2 separate regions of the Mus musculus genome follow, and region 2 is linked to region 1. Evidence: chromatin contacts called from ENCODE Hi-C or POLR2A ChIA-PET data. All regions are on one chromosome and are shown on one strand. The core of a region is the stretch at or near the end of the contact, and the rest is flanking DNA. Distances in the headings are between cores, read along the strand shown. Region 1 holds the start of Prkaa1 (protein kinase, AMP-activated, alpha 1 catalytic subunit). Region 2 holds the start of Ttc33 (tetratricopeptide repeat domain 33).

The links. A loop is a pair of places that touch in the nucleus more often than their neighbours do. ChIA-PET counts read pairs that join two places held with the same protein, here RNA polymerase II (POLR2A).
Region 2: a map of heart shows a loop between it and region 1 (5-fold over the local background). The contact joins the promoter of Ttc33 here to the promoter of Prkaa1 in region 1. A Hi-C loop is called at or near these places in 10 of 37 maps with a recorded cell type or tissue (T-helper 17 cell, T-helper 2 cell, adrenal gland and 3 more). POLR2A ChIA-PET finds 5 or more read pairs at or near these places in 3 of 5 experiments (Patski and embryonic stem cell).

What each region holds. Positions count from the first base shown.
Region 1 is chr15:5,140,826-5,146,143 of GRCm38, reverse strand. Prkaa1 (protein kinase, AMP-activated, alpha 1 catalytic subunit) reads right to left here and starts at 2,283. Exons shown (of 9, transcript NM_001013367.3): 1 at 2,149-2,283. The coding sequence starts at 2,275.
Region 2 is chr15:5,182,904-5,187,875 of GRCm38, reverse strand. It overlaps Ttc33 (tetratricopeptide repeat domain 33), which reads right to left and starts at 2,316. Exons shown (of 5, transcript NM_026213.3): 1 at 2,108-2,316.

The sequences.
Region 1 (5,318 bases), core at 1,034-3,533:
CCTGTAAGCTAACCCAGTTAAATGTTGTCCTTATAAGAGTTGCCTTGGTCATGGTGTTTGTTCACAGCAGTAAAACCCTAACTAAGACAGTCATGCTATCCCCACTCTGATGCATAAACCAAATGGGATATGGCAGTCCAGCCATTCCTTAGTAAGGAGAGGATCATAGCAAATCCTGTGGTTACTAATTTGACATTATTACTAATGTCAAAAAAAAAAAAGCATCCCAACCATTTAACAGTTTTAAAATGAACTGGCTGAATATTTAGACCCACATCAACTAACAAGTTCAAGGACAAGTTTAATTATAACCGAGAAGCCTAGGATCCTCTGACTCACACTGGCCCTCTGTATTGGAGGAGGCTTATGACTGATGGTATAGGATTTCAAGAGAAGGCTGTGTGGGTGGGTGGAGAAGTGAAGGTTAAGGAAAAGCAGAGTCACTGGGAGGGAGGTTCGAGGCACTGCTACTTCCCAGGTCAAATCCCAGGCCGGGAAAACAATCCCTTCTTCCTTTCTTGTCTGCTTGATCCGCTCTGGTCTGTGTCAAAGGAATGGCGGACTGGATGCCACATTCATTCCAAGCAGGGCCTTCGGAAGGAGCCTTCTGAGTTCAAGTCTGCCTTATCACTTCCATCAGAGCCTTAATTAGCACTTCTTACCACCTCTAATGGCAAACAAGGATGCCTAGCTAAAGGTAAACAAAACACTGGAAGAGCTAGCTGCCTGTTAATGCCAACTACTTAGGAAGCTGAAGCACGAAGAATAACAAGTTCAAAGCCAGCCTGGACAGCATTGTAACACTCTCTCGAAATAAATAAATGCATGCATGCATAAAAAGAGACAAAGCAAAACCCTGAGAGTGTTCACGAACACTGGCTGAACCATGATCAGTGCTAGGCCCTAGACCACACCTACTCCTCCTTCACACTGTCTGGCTTGCTGATTTTCCTAGGTAGGTTTAGGCATTTGCTCCCCTGAGGGTAACACAGCAACTTTCCGTTTAGGACTGGGAAAGGGCAAGAGAAGGAAGGGCTCTTTCTGCCCTCCTGGGAGAACGGAGCTCAGTTAGCTTGCTGTGTAATTTGACAAACTTTTTCACTTCAATCAAATATCTACTAAGGAGCTTACTATATATGCAGGCCATAGTCTATTATTTCTCCAAAACCAATGTATGAATTATTTCTTATCAGCTCCAAACTTCCTTCCTCTAAATACTTAATAGCAGGCTTAAATATTTTAAAGGGGAAAAAAGTCCACCTCACAAAGGTTGTAATCAGAATTTTCCTTGTCACAGGTGGTGGGCTAGAGTAGTTAGTTGAAGACAGAATGCTTGTGCTTTTGCTAAGGCGGTAACAGGGGATTCTACCAAAACGAACAAAAAGTCCAAATGATGTGCACTGAATTACTAAAATATAAATATACTGTGAGAATAAACGGAAACTATACCTATAAGCTAATAAATACCATCTGGAGTTAACATATGCCCTACCTACCAGGTATAGCTCTCGGAAACCGCAAAACTTCCGAAAACGGAATCACTTAAAAGCAGCATCTGCATCCAACTGTAAACCACGCATAGGAAACACCGCGCCAGTTCACAGGCATATGCATCAAAAGTCCTGACGGAGATCAATAGTCCTAACAAGGGCATTACTATTTCTGAAAGGTATCTCCACAGCTACCTTGCTTTTGGAAGAACACATTTCGATTCAGGAAACCGAAGAAGCACTTTAGTCCACAACCTCCTAAAAGCGAGGCAGCGACAACTCCGAGGACCGCCAGGGCGCGATGGGCTGGCTCTGCGCCAAGGGCACACAGGGGATCAGAAGACCACAAGAGACCCCCTCGTCCGCGCCGGGCGCCCCCGCGCGCTCAGTGCCCAACTCCCTCGCCTGGGAAAGTTGCACCCAGAGCCATCCCCGCCCCTCCGGCGCCGCGCCGTCGCCATGGCGACCGCCCCCACCCCACCGCGGCGGACCCCACAGCTCTGCAGCCCGCGGCAGCCTCGGGCTCCGCTCCCAGCGCCGCCCGGACCGGGGATACGGAGCCCAGACACCCGGAAGGCGGGCGCGGGGGAGGATGCGGAGTGCGAAAGGCGCAGTCGCTCGCCGTTCGCCGGGTCCGCGCTGGCCCGGGCGTCCTCACCCTTCACTTTCCCGAAGGTGCCGACACCAAGCGTGTCCCCCAGGATGTAGTGGCCGATCTTCACCCGCCCGTCGTGCTTCTGCTTCTCGGCCGTCGCCATCTTTCTCCAGGAACTGAGTCTGCGCATGGCGCCGCGGGAGGGGGCGGAGGGGGCGGGCAGGGCCGCGCCGGGGGCGGGCGGGCGCCGAGGGGGTGGGGACGCGGGTGCGCCGCGGTGGGGCGCAGTCGCCGGCCACCGCCCGCGCAGGCCCCGCAGTCCCCGCAGCCGGCCGCCGAGCGCACTCGCTCCCCCTGGCGGGCTAGGCGGCGGGAGCGGCGCCGGTACTCGCCTCGGCGCCCCGCATCCCTCTGCGCGCGCCCGCGCTTCTGCGCGCGGGAGGGCTTCCCCCGCCGCGGAGCCGACCGCGGCCACCCGAGGGTCTGTGGGTGCGGTACAGCACCCCACCCCCGTAATTCCCAGGAGGACGATGCTTGCTTACACGTTGCCCGGGGATAGCGCGGCGTGCTTTGAAACAAGACAGGGGACACCGCCCTACCACTGACTTGAAATCTTGATTTTCATCTCATCTCGGTGTCATCTGGAAGCCAAGGGTGTTTTCACTTGCACTTTTAATACTTACCACTGCTTTAAACAAAAAAAAACTCTGAGCCAGTAAATTACTATGGGACACCGCACATCCTGGAGAGACTTCCTAGGAAATTTGCTACCGTCAAATTTCCCCTGTGGAATGTGTGTGAGCTATGTGAATTCCAGAAAGAGGTGTTATCCCGAACTTATCGTGTTTAGAAACTAATATTTTTACATTTTCAATAAAATGTACATTTTCAGTCCACTTGAAAAAGTGTGTTGTTTGTATAAATGGAGCCATATCCAGTCACCAAAGAAGTGTGTTTATTTGTAACAGGATTTTGAAGTGAATCTGTTACTCAGTTCTAACAATAGGTAAAAATATATATGTCATCCTTCGATTTTGCAATTTGAATCTCTATCAATGTCGATGGAGAAAAAGGATGGAGTTTTGTTTTTGTGGTTTTTTTTTTTTTTTTTTTTTTTTTTTTGGAGACGAAAAATGTCATTTTTCTTTGGGATGAAAATTACCAACACTCCTAGTTTTCCCATATTCTGGCTTATGACATCAAAGCAATGTAACATCAAACGCTTTTGTTCCAAGAAAAAGTATTCAGGGGGAAGAAAGCTGCTTTAAGGTTTGAGCAATAGTTCTCAACCTTCTTAATGCTATGACCCTTAATACAGTTCCCCATGTTGTGGTGACCCGTCTCCCATCATAAAGGTATTTTCAATGCTATTTCATAGCTTTTTTTTTTTTTTGCTACTTTTATGAATCGCAATGTAAATATCATTGTTTCCTGATGATCTAAGGGGGTTGATCCCGTAGTGGGTCGTGACCCACGGGTTGAGAAACACCTGCTTCTCCGCCAAGAACAATAACTGGGAGCAATCTTCGTTAATCAACTCTCTATTTTACAAGGATTACTATAAGGCAGAAATAGCTCTGGATTCTCTCAAGGAGGGGGAAACCCTTTCAATTCTCCCACCCCTTGATCTGGCATTTTAAGTTACTTCACATTTGCCCAGGAAGGTTCTACTGTTTCTTTTAATCTACAAGAAATCAGTGGTCTCAGGCTGTAGCTCGTTTGGTTGAGTGCTGGCCTGGCGTGCTGGGTTAGATCCTCAGTAGCCTATAAAAGTGAGAATGATGACTCATGCCTGCCATCCCAGCACTCTGGGGATTATCGCTAGGGAGATCACATGTTCAAGGCCATCCTCTCCACCTAGGGACACTAAGGCTGATTTGAACTACCTGAGATTCTCAAAACTAACATGAACTAAAGTGGGATAAATGACTCGACAGTTACAGGCACACACTGTCAAGCCTGAAGACCTGAATTTGAACCCCAGGACCCCCATGGCCGAAGGTGAAAGTGAACTCCCAGAAGTTATACTCTGATCTCCACAGGCCTACCTACAGTACACACATGCATACATTAAGTAAAGGCTTTAAAAGGGGAAAAGCAAATAATCACAAAACAGTCCCGTTACGTCAACAGGATGTTGCCAAGGAGCGAAAGGAAGCTGAGTTTTGTGAAACCACTCGCCAGTTTTTCCTGAAACTGTGAAGCCTTGAGATCCTACTACAGCATCAAGCACGGAGATACACTTGTTTAAATCTTGCTTGCACTCCTGGACAGAGGCAGATGTATCCCTATGAGGTTTGGGACTACATGGAGAGCTCAGGCTAGCAGGACTGAAACTGTCCCAGAGGAAAAGCAATCTTCAAAATCTAAAGATCATACACAGAACTGGGGAGTTTGAGTTTAGGTTTTGGTTTTTGGTTTGGTTTGGTTTGGTTTGGTTTGGTTTGGTTGATTGCGAAATGTTATTGTCAGATACAATTATACTTAACACACAGAGTGCAAAGTCTCAAAAATCCTAGGACCAAAATAAAATACTCTGAGAAAGTATGAAAACAAATGTTTATCACACATCATTCACTCTCCTTCGAAACATATTTTAGTTTTTCTTTTCTTCTTCTTCTTTTTTTTTTTTTTTTTGTTTGTTTGTTTGTTTGTTTGAGACAGGGTTTCTCTGTATAGCCCTGGCTGTTCTGGAACTCACTTTGTGGACCAGGCTGGCCTCAAACTCAGAAATCTACCTGCCGCTGCCTCCCGAGTGCTGGGATCAAAGGCGTGCGCCACCACGCCCAGCTCGAAACATATTTTAAATCAATTTAACACATTGATTTGCCTTTCCATAGTCTCAGTTAGAAAGTGAATATAATAAATCATACATTTTAAAATTTGTAATTCAATAACGTTTTGTTGTTAAACGTGTTTAAGTAAAAGATACTTAATTTAAAATAAATTAATAAATGTATCCTGGTATTATTTTCACTTTGGGACTATTGCTTTTATTGCTGAAACACAGTCTTTTTTCTTTTCACTTTTTTTATTTTACTCTAATTTTATGTACATTCTTAGTTTGGTTTTTTTTTTTAATATTTATTTATTTATTATGTGTAGCTGTCTTCAGACACTCCAGAAGAGGGCATCAGATTTCGTTACGGATGGTTGTGGGCCACCATGTGGTTGCTGGGATTTGAACTCAGGACCTTTGGAAGAGCAGTTGGCGCTCTTAACCTCTGAGCCAT
Region 2 (4,972 bases), core at 1,067-3,566, 42 kb before region 1:
CTCTGTCTGAAAAATTACTATATACATATACATATGTGTGTATGTGTGTGTGTAAACATATATATACATTTATATGTGTGTATACGTATATATGGATGTATTTATACATATATGTGTGTGGGGTGTATATATATATATATATATATATATATATATATATATATATATATATCTCCATCATCCCAGGGGAAAACAAGGAGGTAAAATGAAAGTATGGCTACTATGGATCACAAATCCAGAGGCATAGAGTGAAGACAGTCTAGGAAAATGGATGCTCAGAATGCCTTCAAAGGATACTAGGATACAAGAGGAGGAGGAAGAAGAGGAAAGAAGAGGTGGCAGCTCTCTTGTACTTATGTCCCTAAAGGCAGTGAGAATGTGGGACTTGCATTCTACATGACTAACGTGAGGCATCAGACAGTGTAGCAGATCTATTAAAAACAGAAAACCTGTTTTGCTTACTGAAGGCAAGTTCATTTTAAATCACTGGAAACATCTGCCAGTCATGGTGAAAGGATGAGCTGAGAACAATGAGAAAACGAAAGTCAACAAACCACTGAGATCCCCACCTCCCAAGCTAAGGGGGGGGGGGGGGGGCGCTAAGTGCTGAGGGCACATAAGGAAGGGTTAAGTCTCAGAGGGTAGCTCTCTGCCTCACACGGCTGCCCTCTGAAGCTTGTGTCCTTGTCCTCCACATTTCTAAAGTTTCTGAGCAGAGTCCAAACAAAACTAGGGATTTCATGTTCCCAAATTTCACATTAGTAGGAAAAGTAGGTTATAGCCATCTACTCAATATAAAGGAAAAAAATAAATAAATGTATGCATCTGAGAAAGATGAAAAAAAAAATCTAACAAGTCCTTGTGGAGATTAGAAACGACTTAATAATGAAGAAACAGCAAGCGGTATCAAGGGCCTACTAAAGTGAAAAAGCAGGAATGTGTTACCAGTTTATAATACCAAGTTTATATTTTCTCCCAAACTGCCTGTGGACAAGGAGACTGAACTCAATTACAATACCGGTAAGTGCTATCAAGCGTGATCCAATGACCTGTCAGACAAACGCACACTAGTGTCTGCATGAAAGTGAGCTTTAGAGAATAGAAGCTGGCCAGGCTTAAAAGAGGGAAGACTCCTGGCATGTGTGAACATCTTCCCCAAGGAAAATGTAATGCTCTGATCTGATCCGGGATCTGAAATGCTACTGGGGAGAAAATACAGACAATAGTCAATTAATGATTCGGGACTCCCCTTCTCGGTGATTAAAATGTCCTAACATCAATTGGTATAATGGCACGATTTTGTGAACAGCAATAACGGTTACTGAGTCATAGACTCTATTAGGAGGAGTTGTATAACACGCCACTTACATCTCAACTAAACTGTTTTCATCTTACGCTATGAGCTTCTTGTGCCTCTAGGCTGTGCTTGTAATTAGTACTCACTAAAAACCGCGTACAGAAGGAGCTTTGCTTGATCTGTACCTGGATGGATAAGGCACCAAGCTTCTTTCCAACCCGATAACAGATCAAGTGGGTAAATCACAACTGTAAAGGTTTCGTGCTAACTCTCATCTGGAGTTAAAAGTCTACGTGCTCTACAGAACGATGAGTGGCATTAAGATTCTAAACATGTACGATGCTCTCCACCGCAACCGCTCGACTTGACCCTTTACCGGGCCATAAATAAGCTGGGTGCTTGCCACAGAGTTAAAAACGTCCTCCTGAACTGACTGCGTGAGAGGATGCGGCCACCCAAGATGGAAAAACACCGGCCGGAGGTAGAGAATCACAACAACCACCCTCCGAACAGGAGAGATGAATCCGCAGGTGAAGAACGAGAGAAACGGATTCCCTTAAAATGCTACCCGAGGAGAACACAGGATTCAAAACTGGCCCCTGCCTCGGCTGCAATAAAAATGAGCTCCGGCCATAGCAGCTCCTCGGGCGGCCGGGCCGGCACCCAGAACCCTGCCACCGCGCCCCGCGCCCCGTGCCCAGGTCGGAGGCACGCCCCAGGGCTCTGTGGACCTCACCGGGCCACCCTCGGCCCTCCCTCCCGCACGCAGCAACCCTCAGCCCTGTCTACCGCCTACCCGCAGCCAGTTACCTGAAAACACTCTGTGGTGCCGTGTTTACATTCCACGTGCCCTTTGGCACCGGAAACGGAAACTATTCTGCCGGGATTCTAATCTGCCTTGCCTGCCTGTGCTTCCCGATTCTTTATTTTAAAAAAAAAGCATGAAATCATCCTGGGACGTTCTAAAGTCCAGCAAGGCGGACAGAAGAAAAGAAGACTTTCTTACCCGCCAGCGCCCTTCTGCAGGACCACTAATCCCAGAAGTCACTGCGGCGCCCTAGGGACTATGGGATTTGTAATAAAGACACCAGACGAAGCGCCCTCTAACTGCAGCCGGGAATGGACTCCCGTGTTTGAGGTTGTGCTTTGCAATACACACAGTCCTCAGGTAAATAAATGGCTTACCGCCTAGTCTGACCGGCCTAGCCGCTGAAGGGTCTGTGAGATGCAGAAGGGGGGGGGGGGGGGGGGGGGCGGAGACTGAGCTGAAATAAGTGCAAAGGGTGCTGGCTTGTTTGTGTCAACTTGACACAAACATATACTTAGCTATAAAACAGGGAATCTTAACTGAGAAAATGCCTGTAGGGAAATCTATGCGGGCATTGTCTTGATGAATGATTGATGTGGGAGGACCCAACCCATTACAGGCAGTGCCACACCCTTGGCAGGTGGTCTGGCCCAAGGGGAAGCTAACTGAACAAGCCTTAAAAAGGACCAATTACTGCCCTGCTTGAGTTTCTACCTTGATTTCCTTCTATAATGTGAAACTAGACGCTGATATAACCCCTTTCCGCCCCGAGATGACTTTGGTCATGGTGTTTTATCCCAGCAACAGAAACCTTAAGTAAGAGCCGATCAGGGAGGATTGGGCTGAACTGCAAGCTTCCTGTGAGAATCCACAGCAGAGCCTGAAAGTAGCACCTGTCACTTCTTACAAGTAAATTAGCAGGCTGATGTTAACAATGGGGCACACTGAGGGAATTGAAAACTCCTTAAGTTTATCCACATAGCTGTGCTACACAAAGCCAAGATCGATTTATGGAGACCACGCTTTTTCAACGCGCCACCGCATGTCTTACTGGCTAGTTATTTGTTGAGGTAAACTGATAAGTTATTTCTCCACTGGTAAAATGAGCCAATTCAAGCCAGATTAAAATATATACAACTGCAGGTTTATTAAGAAGCTGCTCTCGGGCAGGTGAGTTCACTGGCCCCAAGGAAGGAGGCCAGAAAAGGGAGAGAAGAGGAAGAGAAAGAGAGCCCTCAGGCTAAGACAAGGGGGCAGGGGAGATGGGGAGGGAGAAAACAAAATGGATTATATAGCAAAGATCCTCTGGGGGAAGGGAGTCCAGGCCCTGTGCTGAAAATTCAGGATTGGGGGCCAGTTATACTAGGGACTGAGGGATGCTGGGAGAACCAGGAGGCCAGGTCTGCTTTGGTATGTAAAATATACACCTAAGTTGTTTGTTCCTGGGTCTGAAACCAAACAGAAACATGGTAGGATTCTGAGATACCATTAGTAATACTCCCCTCCCCACCTCCCACCCCCATCCCCATCCCCACCCCCCCCACACACACATACATTACCAAAAGGACTACTAACTTCTTTCTCTCCAAAATGTCAAATAGTCCCTGAAGGGACACTCTTACCCAACGCTGGCATTAAAATCACTGATGCTGGCCCCAGCGATGGCTTACTGCTCTTGTAGAGGACCTGGGTTCAGGTCCAACACTCAACAGAGAGACTCAAAACATCTGTGACTCCAGTTACAGGGGAACTGCTGCCCTCTTCTGACACCCACAGATACCAAGTGTCAAAGGCCCTTCCGTACCCAGAACTCGTACATATTGCCATTTTTCACAAAAGTAAACATTGGTGCTGGCTGTTAAAACGCCACAGTGATAGAGCAGCTACGTGGATTTGAGGTAATGATGCAAACTCTAATGGTAGTGATAGAGTCCTCTGTCACGCCGTTACAGTGAAACTCTGGAACACAAGTTTCTCCTGAGATGAGACCTAGCTATGTCACCTAGCAAGAGTCCCAATTTCCAGACTCACTTTAATAAGCCAAGTATCACTGCTTCGTCAAGGGCATTTCTAAACGATGGCATTCATATTTCTATGATACCAAGTGCTTTTACTGCTACGGAAGTGTGATGCCTCTCAAAAGCGAGTGAAGATTCCACCATGAGGGCTGGACAGAGAGTCCAGAAGTTAAGTGCACTGGCTCCTGCTCTTCCAGAGGACCAAAGTTCAGTTCCCAACACCAGCATCTGGCAGCTCACAGCCTCTGTGTAATTACAGCTCTGGGAGTTTCCAACCCCACGTTCTGGCCTCTGCAAGTGGCTGCACATACATAAGAATCAAATCAATTATTTTCTCTCTCTCTCTCTCTCTCTCTCTCTCTGTGAGTACACTGTAGCTGTCTTCAGACACACCAGAAAAGAGCATCAGATCCCTTTACAAATGGCTGTATGCTACCAAGTGGTTGCTGGGAATTGAACTCAGGGCCTCCGGAAGAGCAGTCAGTGCCATCTCTCCAGACCCAATAAACCCAGTTCTTTAAGGCTATTATAAAGTTCCACTATCTTGTGGAACACAACTGTTTTTTGTTTTTTTTTTTTAACCGCTGACAAACTGATTATATTCATATTTAGGTCTTTGACCTTTTCTTGAAATGAATAAAGCAAGGGGCTTGTGAAATGGCTCAGCAAGTAAGGATGCTTGCTGCTCAGCCTTGTGACATGAGTTATGTCTGCAGAGCGTACTCGTTGGAAAGACAGTTGTCATCTGGGCTCCGTACATGTGCTATGACATGCAAACACACATACACACACAAATTTTCTCACTTAAAAAGTTGACAATGTCTGTTCCAATGACAAAACTGTACTCCT